Regions from separate parts of the Homo sapiens genome. Here regions 2, 3 and 4 are each linked to region 1. Evidence: read pairs that join two places in POLR2A ChIA-PET (ENCODE). Cell type or tissue: MCF 10A. All regions are shown on one strand.

Region 1 (4,000 bases):
AATGCCATTTATTTTTTATTTTATTTTATTTTTTTCATTTTTTTTTTTTTGAGATGGAGTCTCAGTCTTGTTGCCCAGGCTGGAGTGAAATGGCGCAATCTCTCGGCTCTCCCATGTTCAAGCAATTCTCCTGCCTCAGCCTCCTGAGGAGCTGGAATTACAGGCGCACACCACCAGGCCCAGCTAATTTTTGTATTTTTAGTACAGATGGGGTTTCACCATGTTTAGCAGGCTGGTCTTGAACTGCTGACCTCAGGTGATCCACTCACCTCGGCCCCCTAAAGTGCTAGGATTACAGGCATGAGCCACTGCGCCCAGCCTGAATGCCATTTAAATCTATCTATTGGATTTGTAATTATACCTCTTTATATTAATTTTGAAATGGTTGCCCCAGGGATTACAACATATCGTTAAATTTTCACAGTCCACTTAGTTACTATTTCAAGTAAAATGTAGAAACCATTGCCCGCTACCCCCATCCTTTATGCTATAGTTATCATATGTATTACATCTACATACATTATAAAACCCATAAGACAATGTTATATTTTTTGCTTTAAATTATCATGTGAATTCTAGAGCAATTAAGAGGGCTCACTGCCAAAGGGAACCTCAAAATTAGAGGAGGCCTTTCTCAGGAATCTGATTTCGCTCATCAGTAGGAAAGGAAACCTGGATCTTTCAATGTTCTTTCACTTAATTCTAGCTGAAGGTGAGTTCTGGGGCCACAGATCAGAGCCACAGCTGATTCATCTTTATCTCGCCTTTGAGAGTCTTCATTAAGTCTCCTGGGCCCCGATCATCCTACCCAAAGTCCTTTACACTGTTTCCCACTGGTCCTTGGTGGTCAGACATGATGACCCAGAGTGACTATGCAGATTAAGACTCATCAGTATCCTGTCTTCCTCTCCTTCTCTCATAAGAGGCACTTTTGCTGATCTTTTTATGAGTTGTGTTTTTTTTTTCCTCACCTCTCCTCCTAGGTTATCTAGTTCCTGAAGGTAAGGAATCTGGTCTTATGCATAGTAGGTACTCAGACAACTTTACTGAAAGAGCAAATGAACCCTAAATGCATTTTCTGGCCCTTCTAAGGGCAGTCATGCACAGAAGGCAAAGTGTACAGGGAAGAGAAGGAGGCACATGGGTATCTGCCTCAGGAGTGACGGGAAATCATTTCCAGGGGCAGGAGGTATAGCCAAAAACATCACCGCGGATTGATGGCGGGATTGCAGAGAGCCTGGAGTTGACTGTGATGAAATGTACATGTGGGCGTTGAGAATGTGAAGGCTGCAAAACGGGGGAGGCTACCAGCCCAGGATGTGTGGGTGGAACCAGGATTTTCAGCATGCTTGTGTGTACCTGGAGGAAGTATGTCCTGGGCCACCCAGAGCTGCTGACACTGCAGCCTGGAGGGCTGAGGCTTTTTAGAGAAACCATTAGTCTGGTGACAGGGAGAAGAAGGAGAAAGTGGCCAGGGCCAGGGTAGGCACAGGGCTGGTTTGCAGGGCTGTGGGCCTCACCATAAGGGAGGCAAGTGGAGGGCATTCATCTGGGTGCTTGTGGGAGACATAGAGAGTCGGGGTTCAAGGGAGTGGAACTGAGACTGATCAGAAAAGGTCCTTCGTTCTGGAACAAAGGGTCCCAAGAGTGTCCTTTGACCTAAGCCTCAGGAGGAAGAAGGTTGTCTTGGCACAACAGGGTCTCCCCGGGGTCAGGATAAAGGAGGAGCCCATGACTGGGAAGAGGTGAAACTGGGAGTGTCTCTGAGTCATGCCCTCAGCCTGTGCCAAGCTAATTGAATGACATGAGACTTGCAATACCTAATTTCATACGAAATATGATAATGGAGTAATGGGCCAGATTTTTGCATGTGGCTTGTAGAAAAGCTGAGAAGGAGGAGAGATGGAGCAGGAACAAGCCGCAGCACGTTTCAGCTCATGAGAGCCAGTTAGCCAGTCTGCTGGGCACTGCCAGCTGCGGTGAATGAAGTGCCTGTTGTTTCAAGGCAGGGGAAAATGGGTGACCGTTATTTTTAGTGAGGAATTCATATCCAACATGGTGTAAGGTTAAACAAATCTACAAGCGAGACTCGACCTGTTATAATAATCTTAAGTGGTTTTGGCCCACAGCAGGAGGGAGAGGCAAAGGTACAGCTGCTTGTGAGACCTACTGTGTGCCCATCCCCACAGCAGGCTGCCTACTAGGAGGGTGCCACGCTCAGGCTTTGTGGGAGCTGGAACATGGACATTGTGAGAGTTTGGGGTTGCTGGAATTTTCCTATTTTATAACACAGACTAGCTAGCTCTTTAATGTATTAAACTTCTTCCCAACACTATATGGTCAGCACAATTTTGCAAAAAGACGGTGTTAGGCCTTCCATGAGGTTTCTGGGTATTCAAGCCAAGAACAGTGTGAACCCCTCCCCGCAACCCCTTTCCCATAAGGAAATGCCTGAGTATTTGAAAATGCTCTTTTACTTCCAATCCAGTCTAACTGCAGCTTCCCTTACATTCAAGGTGACTGCCATTGTGGTTAAGGGCCTGGACAAACTGGATCTTTGCAGAATTTAAAGCGGATTCAAACAACTCCTGAAGGCCACCAGCCTCCGTCAGGAAGCCTCCTCCAGTGTGGGAGTGTGGAGGCCACTGCTTCAGACTGATCTCTTGGCTCAGGGACAGATGTGGTGAGCTCTTTCTTGGCTGGAGCAGCTGATCCAATTCTGTAAGGTGGCCCTGCTTCTCTGCCCAATACGGGAGACAGCAGGGCTTATTCCTAGTCTTTATAAAGTGGGCTGCTCATCACTATGGGGAATTCTGAATGCAGCAAGGGTGGTCAGGATCAGCTGGACAGGAGTCCTTTCTGGACTCCACCATGAATGGTTCTGCCTGGACACTTGGAAGTTTAGGCAGATCCATCCTGCTTGAGGTTCTTCAGGGTCATCTTTACAACAAAGAAATTACTAAATTCCTGGTAAATAGCCAAATCACAGAAAAAATCAACTACAACTTTATCAAACGACTAAAGTAAGCATTTTGCTTAATTACAGATGTGCAGCATGGTTGTCTTTCTGGTTCTCATGGCCCATCCCTGCTCCTCCAGGCAGGGGTGGGTGAGCCTGCGTTCTGACCTGGACTCAATCGCCTCTCCATGTTGTCAGTTTGTTTTCTTCATCTGCCCATGTTGCCAGGGACCTAGAGACCCTATTTCTATCTCTTCAATACATGGTGGTTATACTGCAATGCCTGGCTTTGCAATTGGCAGCGGCTCATGAGGGCTTTTCTGCTGCCAACTCTGCGTGCTTCTGACCCCCGTCCCTCATCGCGTCACCCTCTGCTGGTTTGTCCCTCTGGCCTTGCTCCCCGGAGGTGCTACATCCAACCTCTCTCAGCGTCCCTCTCAAGGCTCCCTCCTGCAGGTCCACACTGTCTATGGCCCTCAGCTGTGAGGGCTCTGGAGGCTGGGTCATTGCTGCACAAAGCCACTTTATGACAGAGAGCCCTTCAGCCAAGCATGGAGGTCAAGGCTAACAGTTGGCATTTTGACACCTGCATGCTTATTTTTTGTTTTCCACTACACATCAGTCCTGCAATCACAATTATATACCTCAAATGTTTTCTAATTAGTCTATTGGCACACAAAAAATTCCTTCAGTATAGCATTATTGCGGTGACCGTCACGATCATCCCAAGCCATTAATTCATAAGTATCATCATTAGTAGTTTAATAGTTAACCAAATAGTAATATATTTTGTTTAATAATTAAAATAATTAATAGTGATTTATTATTAAATTATTACCATCGGTCTGTGCCTCTGCCCAACTCCATGAGGGCTTTACCTGGCCCTTGCAGGTGGCACCTGTGACAACAGGTCACACAGTGGAACTCTGACCGCAAGGGTGGCCAGGAACCTTTTGTCCCTTGTTTGGTGCTGAATGTTCATATTGCGCCCCAGCACCCACCACTTCCTGTGCCTCCTCCCCATGGCTCTCTTCATGTCAT
Region 2 (4,000 bases), 110 kb before region 1:
CACAATGGGCAAAGAGTGACCAGGCTGACTTCTTCTTCTTCTTCTTTTTTTTTTGAGATGGAGTTTTGCTCTTGTCGCCCAGGCTGGAGTGCAGTGGTGTGATCTTAGCTCACTGTAACCCACGCTTCCCGAGTTCAAGCGATTCTCCTGCCTCAGCCTCCCAAATAGCTGGGATTACAGGCACCCGCCAACACGCCCAGCTAATTTTTGTATTTTTAGCACAGACGGGGATTCACCATGTTGGCCAGGCTGGTCTCGAACTCCTGATCTCAGGTGATCCTCCTCAGCCTCCCAAAGTGTTGGGCTTACAGGCGTGAAACACCGCGCCTGGCCTATGCTGTCTTCTGGAGATGGACTGAAGGCCACACCAGGCCTCGGGACACAGCCTGAGGGCTTCAACCCCTGGGAAGGGATTTCTTCAGAAAACAAAGCTGAAAGAGGCAGGTCTCCTGATTTAACGGGGCATTTGGTTCAGCCTTTGCGATGGAGGTATTCACCTGTGCTGTGAGCTCTGCATCCTCCCCTACCTAACCAGCACAATTTGTTACATGAAATCTGTATGACTTTAGGCAAGGCACCAACCACCCTGCTTTGTGCCTCAGTGTCCTCGTTTATAAAATGAGAGGTTTCCAAACTCTATTTCTCCTTGAAACAGGAGAATCTGGTGAAGCCCCCTTAGTGGAAGGGAGTTCCATCCCTGCCCCTTCCACTTGCTGACAGTCTGCATGTGGCGGGGGCACGCGTTTCTCTAATCCACAGTGTACGTGTAGTGGGTGCTGTCCCCCCCAGGAACCACCCTTGGCTGAAGGGAGCCGTCTTGCCTGGGTTTCCCCCTCCCAGAGGGCACAAGGATCCCATCGCCTCAATGGGGGCACATCTTAAAAGGGCCACCCAAGCTTCAGCACACCAGCCTCGCTGCCGTTCAGCCTTTCCTGTGCCAGCCTGCCTTCATGACTCCCCAGCGGGGCTGCTCCGTGAGTGCTCCCAGTTACCCTGCATGCCGACAGCCCATGAGTGCTCCCAGTTACCCCGCACACCCAGAGCCTGCGTTTTGAGAACCTGGCCCAAAGCAGTACTCAACCACAAAACAGGGGCAGATTCCTACCTCTCGGCTACGGTGAGGGTTAAGTGAGCACACTGCTCACATGAAATTTCCTCTCCAACGCAGCGCCTGGACTATAGTAAATGAGCCATACATACTTGTTCATTTCCTCCCTCTCTCCATTCTTTCTTCCCCCAAGTGTGTTTATAGTCTTTATTGTGAGTGTTCTCTATCCTTGGAGAGAGACATCTGGCTCTCTGTTCATTGGCAGAACTGAAGTGATTGACACACTCTAAACCTAGTAAGTGTCTCATCCCTTTCTGACATACAATTGTTTATGTAGCTGTGCTCACTCCTCATACCAACACACACACACGCACACACACACACACGTACAGACACACACACGCACACACATGCCCACAAGTGGTATTGCCGAATCCTGCAGTCTTTGTAGTTTCACAAACATCCAAATCTTGACACCACTGCCACAACACACAGAGAACTGCTTGTGTGGAGACCTGTATGCCAGGTGCTGTGAGACATCCCAGGAGGGAGAAGCTCATTTTCCAATGATGGAATCAAGGAGGGCTTCATGAGAGAGGTGACATTTGTCATGGGCTTTGAAGGCTGCATAGAAATCCAGCAGGCAGAGGGGTGGGAGTGGCTTTCCAAGCCAAGGGAACTGTGGAGTTGGGAAAACACAAAGCATGTCTAGGCAAATCCTCCAGTCTAACTGAAGATAAAGCTTCAAGAGGAGGATGAGAGGGAGGAGCCAAGGGTGGGAAGGTAGTTTGTGACTTGACTGGGTGGGGCCTTGAGTGCCAAGCTGAGGCCAGAAGTAATGAGATTCTACTGACAATTTCTGAGAGGTGGAGGGAGAGCTTTTGGAAGGTCAGTCATGGAGATGATTGAATGAAAAAGATACTGAGGTCAGGCCAGACGCGGTGCCTCATGCCTGTAATCCCAGCACTTTGGGAGGCCAAGGTGGGTGGATCATATGAGGTGAGGAGTTCGAGACCAGCCTGGCCAACATGACAAAACCTTGTCTCTACTAAAAATAGAAAAGGTAACTGAGAGTGGTGGCACACACCTGTAGTCCCAGCTATTCGGGAGGCTGAGCTAGGAGAATCGCTTGAACCCAGGAGGCAGAAGTTCTAGTGAGCCGAGATCACGGTGCTGCACTCCATCCTGGGAGACAGAGCAAGACTCCATCTCAAAAAAAAAAAAAAAAAAAAAAAAAAAGGAAAGATACTGAGGTCAGAAAAACAGTGAGGAGGCCGTGGTAACAGACAGAGCTAGCAAGGACCCCCCTCCTGGAGAGGGGATTGGTAGACCAGGAGAACAGGAGGAGTCTCAGGATAAGAATGTGAGCATCCACCCCTTCCAGATCACCACTACCACGAAAACCTTCAGGGGCAGCTGTGCACATACCCCCAGCTCATCATCTGAGAACGGGTGCCAAGTGAACTCCATCTCCAGAAATTGTTTGGGGAAGTGAAAGAGGAAACCGAACTCAAAATAAGGGTGCCTGACTCACTGTCTCTCAGTGACCATGTGCAGAAAAATCCTCTGAGCCTGCCACCAGCCACCTCCTCTGTCCACACCTTACTTCACAGGAATTCAGACACCAAGAGGGAGTCCCACACACGAAACACCTGGAGACGTGAAGAAACAGACTCAGCCCTACCTCCCTCCTCCCTCGCTGCGAGGTCTTGGGCAATCACTGACATATTTCCGGGCCTCAGTTTTCTCATCTATAAAATGATAATAATAACCAGCACTACCCATTTGTGGGACTTTTATGAGATCAAATAGCCCAATAAACTCGAAAATGCTTAAAGCTCTTTGGAAGAAATGCAAGTGTAATTGTTGAAGTTGTTATGTCATTGGATATTACTATCGCCACTACCGCTATAAACTTGCATATCTCTTTTCTCTGAAGAGGTCAAATGCTGTTCATGGTGTTCTTCTTTCATGAATAATTTCCAAACACCTCCTCTTGTTTACAGGTGGGCCCTACACGAGAAGGTTCCACAGATACTGCCTGCCTAAAGTGGATCTTGAGTCAGATCCTACGAAAGCCAGAAGGAGGGCATGGCTGAGAGTACCTCGGAGAGGCAGAAAAAGGGGAGCTGACTCAACACTGCTCTGTTGGGAAGGTGCGGTGTCCCGGGGAGGGAAAGGCAGGTGACTCAAGGTGAAACTTTCTGGACACAGAGGAGCTGGGATCTCTCATCCAATTCATGCAAATCCTTGGCTGCCTCAACCCAGATCCCACCCCTCCCCATACGAGGCTACCTTCTGGTCTCACTGCCTTGAAATCTAACAGTGCAGCCAACGTGACTCACCAACCATGTGGCTTGCAAACATCACTAAGCTTGTCTCATTTTCCTCATCTGTAAAATGGTTTAATAATCTCTGAGCTGCCTGCCTTCCAGGGCTGATGTGGGGAGGAGGAACCCATGGGCTGAGGATGTAAGAATGCTTTGGTGACTATGAGGTGTTGTATCAAGGTAAAGGGTTGTTGAGGGAATGTTTTAAGATGATTTCTGGGTCAGGCGCGGTGGCTCACACCTGTAATTCCAGAACTTTGGGAGGCCAAGGCAGGTAGATCACCTGAGGTCAGGGGTTCGAGACCAGCCTGGCCAACATGGTGAAACCCTGTCTCTACTAAAAATACAAAAAATTAGCCAGGCGTGGTGGCAGGCACCTATGATCCCAGCTACTCGGCAAGCTGAAGCAGGAGAATTCCTTGAACCCGAGAGGCAGAGGTTGCAGTGAGCCAAGATCGCGCCATTGCAATCCAGCCTGGGCAACAGAGTGAGACTCCGTCTCAAAAAAAAAAAAAAATGACTTCTGGCTTGAGGGTGGTGGTGGTGGTGGCGACTGGAGGCTGCTCTGGAGTGGTTAGGGGAGATGTTGGGGGAATCCCAGGAAGCCAGACCCAAAGTTCCA
Region 3 (4,000 bases), 89 kb before region 1:
GCTTCCTGCTGTTGGTGTACGGTAACCTCCACAAAGGCCTGTGTGTTTAATGACACCAGATTATCCCTACCTCCCCCATCCCTCCTCTCCCTTCTTGGAGTTGCTGGGAGGCCAGGGGTGTGCTGCAGTGTAACAGAGCTGCGTCAGGGGAGGCTGGGGGCCAGAGCCTGTTAGATATACAGGGCCTGTTTGAGGGAGCTTAATATCCTCTTACTGGAATAACTATTGTCCCAGCTTCTCAACAAATACCAACCGTCATTAATAAAAGGACTAATAAAAGCATTTATTGCACTCAGGCACTGGTCTTGCTTTCTGTAGCTCCAGGGCCTTGGCAGAGGCAGCCGTTGAGGATGAGGGCTGGAAAAGCTGAGGCTCCCCCTGCACCCAAGAGCTCAGCCCAGGCCTCCAGCCCAGCCCATCACCCTTCCTAAGGCCAAGGGCCGCAATCGGTGAGATCTCTCGTCAAAGAAGAGCCGGGCAGTCAGACAGTGGGAGACTGGAGCATGAAGATAATGTATCATTTAGGCATCAGACTCCTGGGTCATTGTAAATAGTGACTATAGGGTGGCGAAAAAGAAAAGGTTGCTTATCATGACTTTATTTCAGGAAGCTGAAAGCACATCGTCTTGCAAGACTTTTTCCCACATTTTACAGAGGGGGAAATGAAGGTACACAGGCATTTAGGGGCACATTCAGTCATGTGATATATGGCATCCTTGCCAGAACTGACTAGACTCCAACAGTCCTTACTCCCAAAACTAGTACCACACTGATAGAAAAAGGAAGTGTGAGGCTATATCTATCTCCGCCCAGTCCCGGATTCTGTAAACGCTGTGATCATTGCCATCGCTTCTCTAAATTATTATTGTTATTATTGTAATAACTAGTGGGTAGAGTTGAGTGGGTGGTGTCAGATAATTACTAAGACCCCAAAATTAAAGTGGTTGAGTCCTTAATTTTCCACGGCTGCTCAAGATGAAAATGAAAGCTGGCCTCCAGGGGGCCCTGGGAGGAACCCTAATCTTGAGATAGAGGGAGCCCAGGTGGGGAAGGCAATGGAAGAAGAGCAGGCCCAAAAGGCCTAGGAAGCCACACTTGGAAACTCTAGATCCTGGATTACAGGACCCTGAGTGAGAGAGCACAGTCAAACCAACCTGGCTTCACGTCTTGGGTCTGCTTCTCCTTTGCTGCATGACCTTGGGAATTTACCTAGCCTCTCTGAACTTCAAGTTCCTCATCCATCAAATGAGGATAATAATCATAACTAGTCCCTAGAGCTGTTGTTGTAAGTAAGGGTTAGAGGACAGAGTGTGAGAAATCCAGAAATGTGGGCTCTTTGCTCCCTGAGCCTAGAGCTTTGTCAGTGAGGAGACCACTAACTGTGGGGCTGCAGAACTTTCCTGGCATCGGGGACATTAGGAGGCAGAGTCCTATTCTCAGGACTAGCAGTTCAGTGGGAAACAACTTTAGCCTCAGTTTCCCCCCTATTTAAGACAGGGCAACAAAATCTCTTGGGCCCTCGGCCCCTCCCTGCCCCAAGGGCTGTCAGATGGATAAAGGAGACATGGTCCTGGGAGGAAAGGTGGGCGTTAATAACAGCACCGTGGACCTCTATTATTATTGTCATTATTCTGGCTCTGTCCTGTAAGCAGCGGGGACCCAGGTGACTCACTGTCTGCCTGCAGCAGCCCAACATCGGCCTGTTGGGACTTGCCGGCCTGCCGGGATTCCTCCACCAAAGAGGCCTCTGCTTCTTTCTCAGCTCCCGATGGGAGCTGTCAGGGTCCCCATGGCTGGGTGGAAAGGGAGTGGGAGGGGGCATTTGAGACCACAGTGCACAGCTCAGAGAGGCTGGGACACCTGTGCCAACAGCTACGAGTGAGCCTAGGGCATGGAGTGGCAGGAGCTGGGGCTCCTGGAGGTTGTGGGGTTCGCACCTGGAGAGAGTACCTGATTCCTTCGGAGTGGTCCTGGGAATGGCAGGCCCCAGGGAGAGGGTGGTGAGAGACAGTGACAATTCAGGCCTGGGGCTGACCCTGGGACAGCTCTCCCAGGTGGGATGGGATGGGCAATGGGATGAGGACCAAGCCCCCTCCTCCTCCAGGGGAGCCGCTCTGGGTGGCTGGGGCCTGGCATAAGAAGCCGGTGGCATCAGCAGATGATTCTGAAACTCTGTAACCCAAATGCCTGGGTCCTAAAATCTCAGCAATTGTTGGGGGTAGAGAAAGGGAACTGGGGTGCCTCTGACAGCCACCAAGCCCCCTGCCATGCGAGCTCTCTATAAATGTGATTTGAACAGCTATGACTCACCCGCACACACCCCTGCAGTTTCGTGGTGAGGACACAGCTAATCATAGCTGTGTTTGGGGGAGGAAGAGGGATTTTGCCACAAGCTCCACAACAGTCCCTCCTTCTCCAGGATGGCAAAGCGGGTGTGACTGGCCAGGAGTTTGGCAAGTAGGAGTTTCTGCTTCCCTGGGGATTGGCTCTGCCCAGGGGAAGAGCACACCCCTAGAAGGGCCATTAAGGTCAGGGTTGGTTCCCTGATTTCTGATCAGAGATGACACCAGGAAGATCTGAGCTGGATTCCCTCAGATCTGTCAGTGATGATGTTTGCTTGGGTCTTGTTTTTGTTTTGATTAGAGCTGAAAGGCACCAATTACAGGACACCTAGTTGTATCCCAAACTATTGATGAGGAAATCGAGGCCTCATGAGGGTGAAATGACTTGTTCAAAGTCATAAAGGGAGAGTCTCAGAGGCAGAGCCACAGCCCCAACTGCAGATCTGTTGCTCTTTCTGCGAATTCTTCTATGTCTATTTTGATTCCCGAAGAAATGACAACAAAAACAAAAATATCAGCCACCATTCACTGACTAATACCTGCCAGTTACTAGATTAGGTGGTTTATGTATATTACCTCAGGCTGTGAATGCAGATGAGGCGTTCAAACATCAGGTTTACTTAGATCAACTCCACATTTTCTTCCAGGTCTGAGGTACAATCATTCTGGGGCACATGCTCTCAAATTCCCAGCCATTCTGGCTGTGCTTGCTTTATTTAATTGATCTACTACTTTCTACATGTGAGGATCTTGATTGGGCTCTGGGAATCTACAGATAAAATAGGACAAGTTCTTGACAGTGCACTAGGATCAATGATTTACCAGAGTTATAGACAAAGGATCAGGAATACAGACAAATGTGTACTGAGAAGATGAAGAAGGCTTCCAGATTCAGTGACATTTAGGCAGGGTTTTGAAGGCTGAGTAGGAGTTTGCCAGGTGGGGCTGTAGATGAGAAAGATGAAGTACATGCAAAGATAATCACATGTGGAAGAGCTGGTGGAGTGAAAGTGTTCTGTGTGTTTGAGAACAACAGATAGTTTGAGATAGAGTGTGGTGGAATGAAGGGGAAGGTGTTAAATCACACCACAGATGCGGGTTGAGACTACCTGAGCAAGGCCTTCCTTCCAGGCTAAGGAGGGCACCGCTCAAGAGGTTTAAGCAGACATCTGCTTTGGAAGGCTTCTGAGACTCTTATTCCTACTTTATGTAAATACATAGTCTACCTCTGATGTAGCCTGTCTCTCTCCCGCAGACCTCATTTGTCTGGGCACCTGTGAATATGTTTGTCCACCTGGAATGCTAAGAGGTCGTTCAGTGAGGATGACATGGACTGCCAGCTGTGGTCACAAACTCCTGCTCTTTGCCTCTGCACAAGAACATTCTGGGTGCTCCTCTGGCGTTCCTCTCATTGACTGGGTATTAGTGGGGTCTTTACACCCTGGCATTCTGCTCGGTCAGGCGCTGTCAGATGGCCCATGCAGTGGAGCTGGGCCGTGGACCCACAATAAACCCTTCCCTGTCCCTCTTCTGGTCCCAGCTCCTAGCCTACCCCAAACCAAGCTCTGCCCCTGTGAGAACTGCCCTCTTCACTTCTCCACCCCAACTCACATCCCAGGGTGCTTTAACCTTCCTGTTAGAACATGCTTTCTTTCTCC
Region 4 (4,000 bases), 51 kb after region 1:
AATCCAGCTCCTTTCATTCCAAACTGTGTGCTCTTTGCTGCTCTGCGCTGCCCTTGGACATGACTATTTTGTGCTATTTATAGTTTCTGAGCTTATCACTTTTTTCTTAATATTGGTGAATTTTTTTAAGGGACTCCAGCCTGTTCTAACTGCGCTCAGGGAGGATAAAGAGGAAAGTGTGTCTCTGCACTTGTGCCGGGCTTCAAAATACCAGGCACGGGGTGTTGGGGGAGTTGGGGATGGGTGGAGTGGCAGGGAAGGAGCCTCCAGGGAAGGCGAGGTTCCACCAGCTGGAGTGGAGGGTTCTAGGGAAGCCCCTGGGGATCTCCTCTGGCTCTAGCCATGGAGAGCCTTAAACACAGCTCTCCCACACCTCCCACACCCAGGATCCGGAGTCAGCCCTGCAGTGCCCAGCCACAGGCCTGCCCAACTCAGCGGGAAAGGATGCTTGGTCCGGAGGTGGCCCAGCAATAGGTCTGCTCCCCTGGGGGTATTTGCCTGGCAGCCAGGGTAGGACACACCTCTGGGAGGACAGACAGGCATTCAGAGGTTGAGACAGGGAGAGACAAAGGTGGGGAGGAAGCACTAGAATGAGAGGGATAGACAGGAACACAGAGAGGGAACAAGGGAGCTATTCAGAGAGTCAGAAAGAGAGGGGAGGCCGCCAGGGAGAGAGAAAAGACAGAGAAAGAGGGGCGAAAAGAGAGACAGGCAGGCAAGGGGGTGGTGGGCAAGAAGGGGAGGAGAGCAGGGGGAGAGAGAGGGAGGAGTGAGAAAGCTGGGCAGGAACAAGAGACAAAACAGAGATGAAGAAGAAACGGGAGAAAGGGGAGAGGGAGAGGTAAAAAAGAGAAGTGGAGAGGAGCAGAAAGGAGGAAGAGTAGAAAATGGGGGAGAGGGAGAGGAGAGAAGCCCAGGGGCAGGAAAGCAGAGGCAGCGCCAAGAGCTGGAGAGAGGGAAAGAGTGAGGGGCGACGAGGAGGACCGAGGGGCAACAAGGAGGATCGAGGGGCGGTGGGTGGGACCGTGTGCTAAGCCTTTTCTTTCTCCTTTTTGGGGTGGGCGGCGGATCTCCGCAGAGATAACCCAGTCAAGCCCCCTGCCCCCCGTCCCAGCGAGGGGCCGCAGCTGTATAAATACCGGGGGTGGGGGAGCTGGGCTGCCGCCCAGGGGTCAGCGACACCGGAGAAGGCTTTGCTGTCATTAGCTAATTGAGCCCCAGATGTTAAGAAAAGGTTACGTCCTCCTCCGGAGAGTTTTTCTTTTTAAACACTTTACACAGATTCCCCGGCCAAAATGGCCAGGAGGGGCCCGCCGCCCCCAGCCTCCCCTCCCGCCCCGCCCGCGGGCCCCAGCCCCGGGGCTCCCCGAAGCCGCCAGCCGCGGCTGCTGCCCCTGTAATCCAAGTGGCCTGCCCGGAGGTGCGGCCGCCAGGAGCGGCGGGGACCACCGGCGGCGGAGCCGGCCCCCGGCCCGGGCGGCAGACTGGGAGGTCAGCCCGGAGGGAGGGCGTTGGGGAGCGGGGTACCCCGGGGAGGGGGGCTCTCAGGCTCTTAATCCCCCTGAAGGTTGCAGATCAAAGGTGCTTGTACGAGGCCGAGGCGGGGCGGGTGGGTCGGGGGCCGGCTCGGGCCGCAGCCTTCCCCTTGCTCTGCGGGCTGGGGCTCCCGGGCCAAGGACCCCAGACCGACAGCCCTCGGGAGGTGGCTCCGGCTGCGGCGAGGACTGTGGGCCTCTCTGGCTCGGGTTCGCCTGCGGGAAGGTGGCCAAGGCGCCCCCACGGGCCTTCGTGGAACTTCCCCCTACCCGGGTCGAGGGAAGGGTGTAGGTGCCTGCCTCCCCCCACCCCAGAACAGAACGCTACAGTGCCAGGCACTTGACAGATATTCTTTCATTTAATCCTCACTGCGATCTAATGGGTTTTTAAAAAATTGTTATTATTATTAGCTCATAAACGAGGAAACAGGTTTCTAAGAGGTTAAAGCCGCTTGCCCAAGGACATACACCGCTAGAAAGTGACAGAGCTAGCATTCTACCAGGCTCAAAGCCCCGCCCTTCCCACCTGGCTACCCCCGCAGCCCCTCCACTCTTTCCTCTTCTCTCCCACCCTCTTCGTCTGTCCTCTCAGGCTCCTTCAGTTCCACAAGAACAACCCACCCACCTGTGGCCCTGGCGAGTGAGGCGGGGGTGGGGGGAGCAGGGCAGTGCCAAGGGTGCGGCCCATGTGGCAATAGCTACAGGCTAAATGTGAGGGATGGGGCTGGGCAAGCATGTGCCTGGGTTGAATCTGTGCTGAAAGAATGTTCGTATTCCCCCTCCCCAGAGGTGGGGCTCCCTGCTCAGAATAGAACCGAGCAAGTCAGAGCTAGAAGGGGCCTTCAAGACTGTGGGATCCAACCCTGTCTTTGAGATGAGGAAGCTGAGACAGGGAGAGGTAATGAGTCCTGCCCAAAGTCACACAGCCAGTTGGTGAGAGCAGGAATGAGAGGTCAGGTGATCAGTGAGTGCCTGTGTGGTGCCGGGCACTGGGATAGCTGCCACACTGCAAAGTGGGCACTATCTTCTCCATTCTAGAGATGTGGAAACTGAGGCTTAGAGAAGCTAAGTGTGCCCAGGGTCTCTCAGGTAGAAAGTGGAAGAGCTGGTTTTGAACCCAGATCTTTCTGACTCCAAAACGCCTTCCCTTTCCACCATCCCAAGAACACTGGGCTAAGGAGTAGAGATTGGTTGAGAGAGGGTCATGCACTGAACAACTCTAGAGACAGGAGGGAAAGGGGATGCAGGCTGAGGAGCATTCCATTCTGCAACCTGAGTAATCAGGTCCCTTCTCCACGGCCTCCTCGCTAAAATGGCCTAAATACTGAGGTCCTTCCAGAATCCCCTCTTGAGAGTATTGGTGGGAGGGGAGAAAGTGCTCTTCTGGGTTGCAAAAGTCTCCTGGGGTGGTGGCTCTTCTGGGTTGCAAAAGTCTGGAGATACAAGAGAGGGCTTCATCCACAGGCTTCCTCTGATTCCTGACCTGCAGGAGGCCACGGTTCAGCTCCAGGCAGGTGAAGGGGCCTTACAGCTTAGCTCCTTCATGCCAGAACCATACCTGGCTTCCCAGGGGCCACCAAGAGTGCAGTGTCCCTCCTCCCTGTCCCTATTGGATATGCCCTACCAGCCCGGCTCCATCCACAGACTCCTGAAGCTTCATCCTCATATTCCTCCCGCTTCGTAGTCCTGTCTACCTCTTCTTAGCTTCCTGCTGACTCCATTACACTCATTTATCCATAAGTGCATTCAACACAATTTATCAGGGGCCTGTACTATGTGTCAACACTGTGCCAGGCACTGGGGATACAGCTGAAAGCCAACTGTCCTTTTCGAGCTTGCAGCCCTGGGAGAGGGCAGAATTAACCAAGAAAATATGTGTGTAAGTGTCTAATAACAAATTGGTAAGCAGTGTGAAGGAAAGTACCCAGTGCTTTGAGAAGTTACATCAGTAAGGACACTGTGTGTATGGGATGATTATTGAGACTACAGAGGCTAAACATTACTATTACTAATAATTACCCAAAGAATGGGGCCAAGGCACCCCACTTGCAATCGTGCCCACACGCCATCTGTGATTCCATAGTGGATCTTCAGCCTTCCCCCAACGGTGGACTGCCCAGTCTGTCCTGGAGGGCCCAGCTGATATGGGCGAAAGTGGGGTGATCTGATGGTGGCCTCAATGCCAACAGTCCCCTCCATTTCCTGGGGCAGAGTTTGGGCTGGCCTGGTCCAGAGGTGGTAAGGAGGCCGAGGGAGAGGTTGTTCACCCAGGTAGCAGAACAGGGCCCAGGCTTGGGACTAGGAGGACTGGGTGCTGGGAGGGGGTGCAGCTAGAATGGGGGAAGGTGTCGTGCGCTCACCTTATGGGTATTTGGCATTGTCACTCAAGGAAAAATTACTCCCTGCTCTGCTTCCAACCAGATCCTCCCATCCACCCTCACACTGACACACATGCACTCTCTCTG

Evidence for each region. Peaks named below come from ENCODE experiments on the same cell type or tissue, not always from the same donor. Only the 100,000 strongest peaks of a DNase experiment are listed, where the experiment ranks them.
Region 2: POLR2A ChIA-PET joins it to region 1 with 30 read pairs; 4 of 35 experiments call an interaction of 5 or more read pairs at or near these places.
Region 3: POLR2A ChIA-PET joins it to region 1 with 12 read pairs; 2 of 35 experiments call an interaction of 5 or more read pairs at or near these places.
Region 4: POLR2A ChIA-PET joins it to region 1 with 18 read pairs; 7 of 35 experiments call an interaction of 5 or more read pairs at or near these places.

What each region holds. Positions count from the first base shown.
Region 1 is chr3:184,649,970-184,653,969 of GRCh38, reverse strand. No RefSeq gene overlaps it. Among named protein-coding and RNA genes, the nearest start is that of MAGEF1, 60 kb to the left of the region's middle. In MCF 10A, no CTCF peak of the experiment used is centred here; DNase peaks (open chromatin) are centred at 1,279 and 1,829.
Region 2 is chr3:184,764,524-184,768,523 of GRCh38, reverse strand. LINC02069 (long intergenic non-protein coding RNA 2069) reads left to right here. Exons shown (of 3, transcript NR_110043.1): 2 at 3,055-3,204. Among named protein-coding and RNA genes, the nearest start is that of LINC02069, 6.6 kb to the left of the region's middle. In MCF 10A, no CTCF peak of the experiment used is centred here; DNase peaks (open chromatin) are centred at 1,783, 2,673 and 3,263.
Region 3 is chr3:184,739,044-184,743,043 of GRCh38, reverse strand. No RefSeq gene overlaps it. Among named protein-coding and RNA genes, the nearest start is that of MAGEF1, 29 kb to the right of the region's middle. RefSeq lists an enhancer at 1,880-2,398. In MCF 10A, no CTCF peak of the experiment used is centred here; DNase peaks (open chromatin) are centred at 1,713 and 2,383.
Region 4 is chr3:184,599,402-184,603,401 of GRCh38, reverse strand. No RefSeq gene overlaps it. Among named protein-coding and RNA genes, the nearest start is that of EPHB3, 40 kb to the right of the region's middle. In MCF 10A, no CTCF peak of the experiment used is centred here; a DNase peak (open chromatin) is centred at 2,301.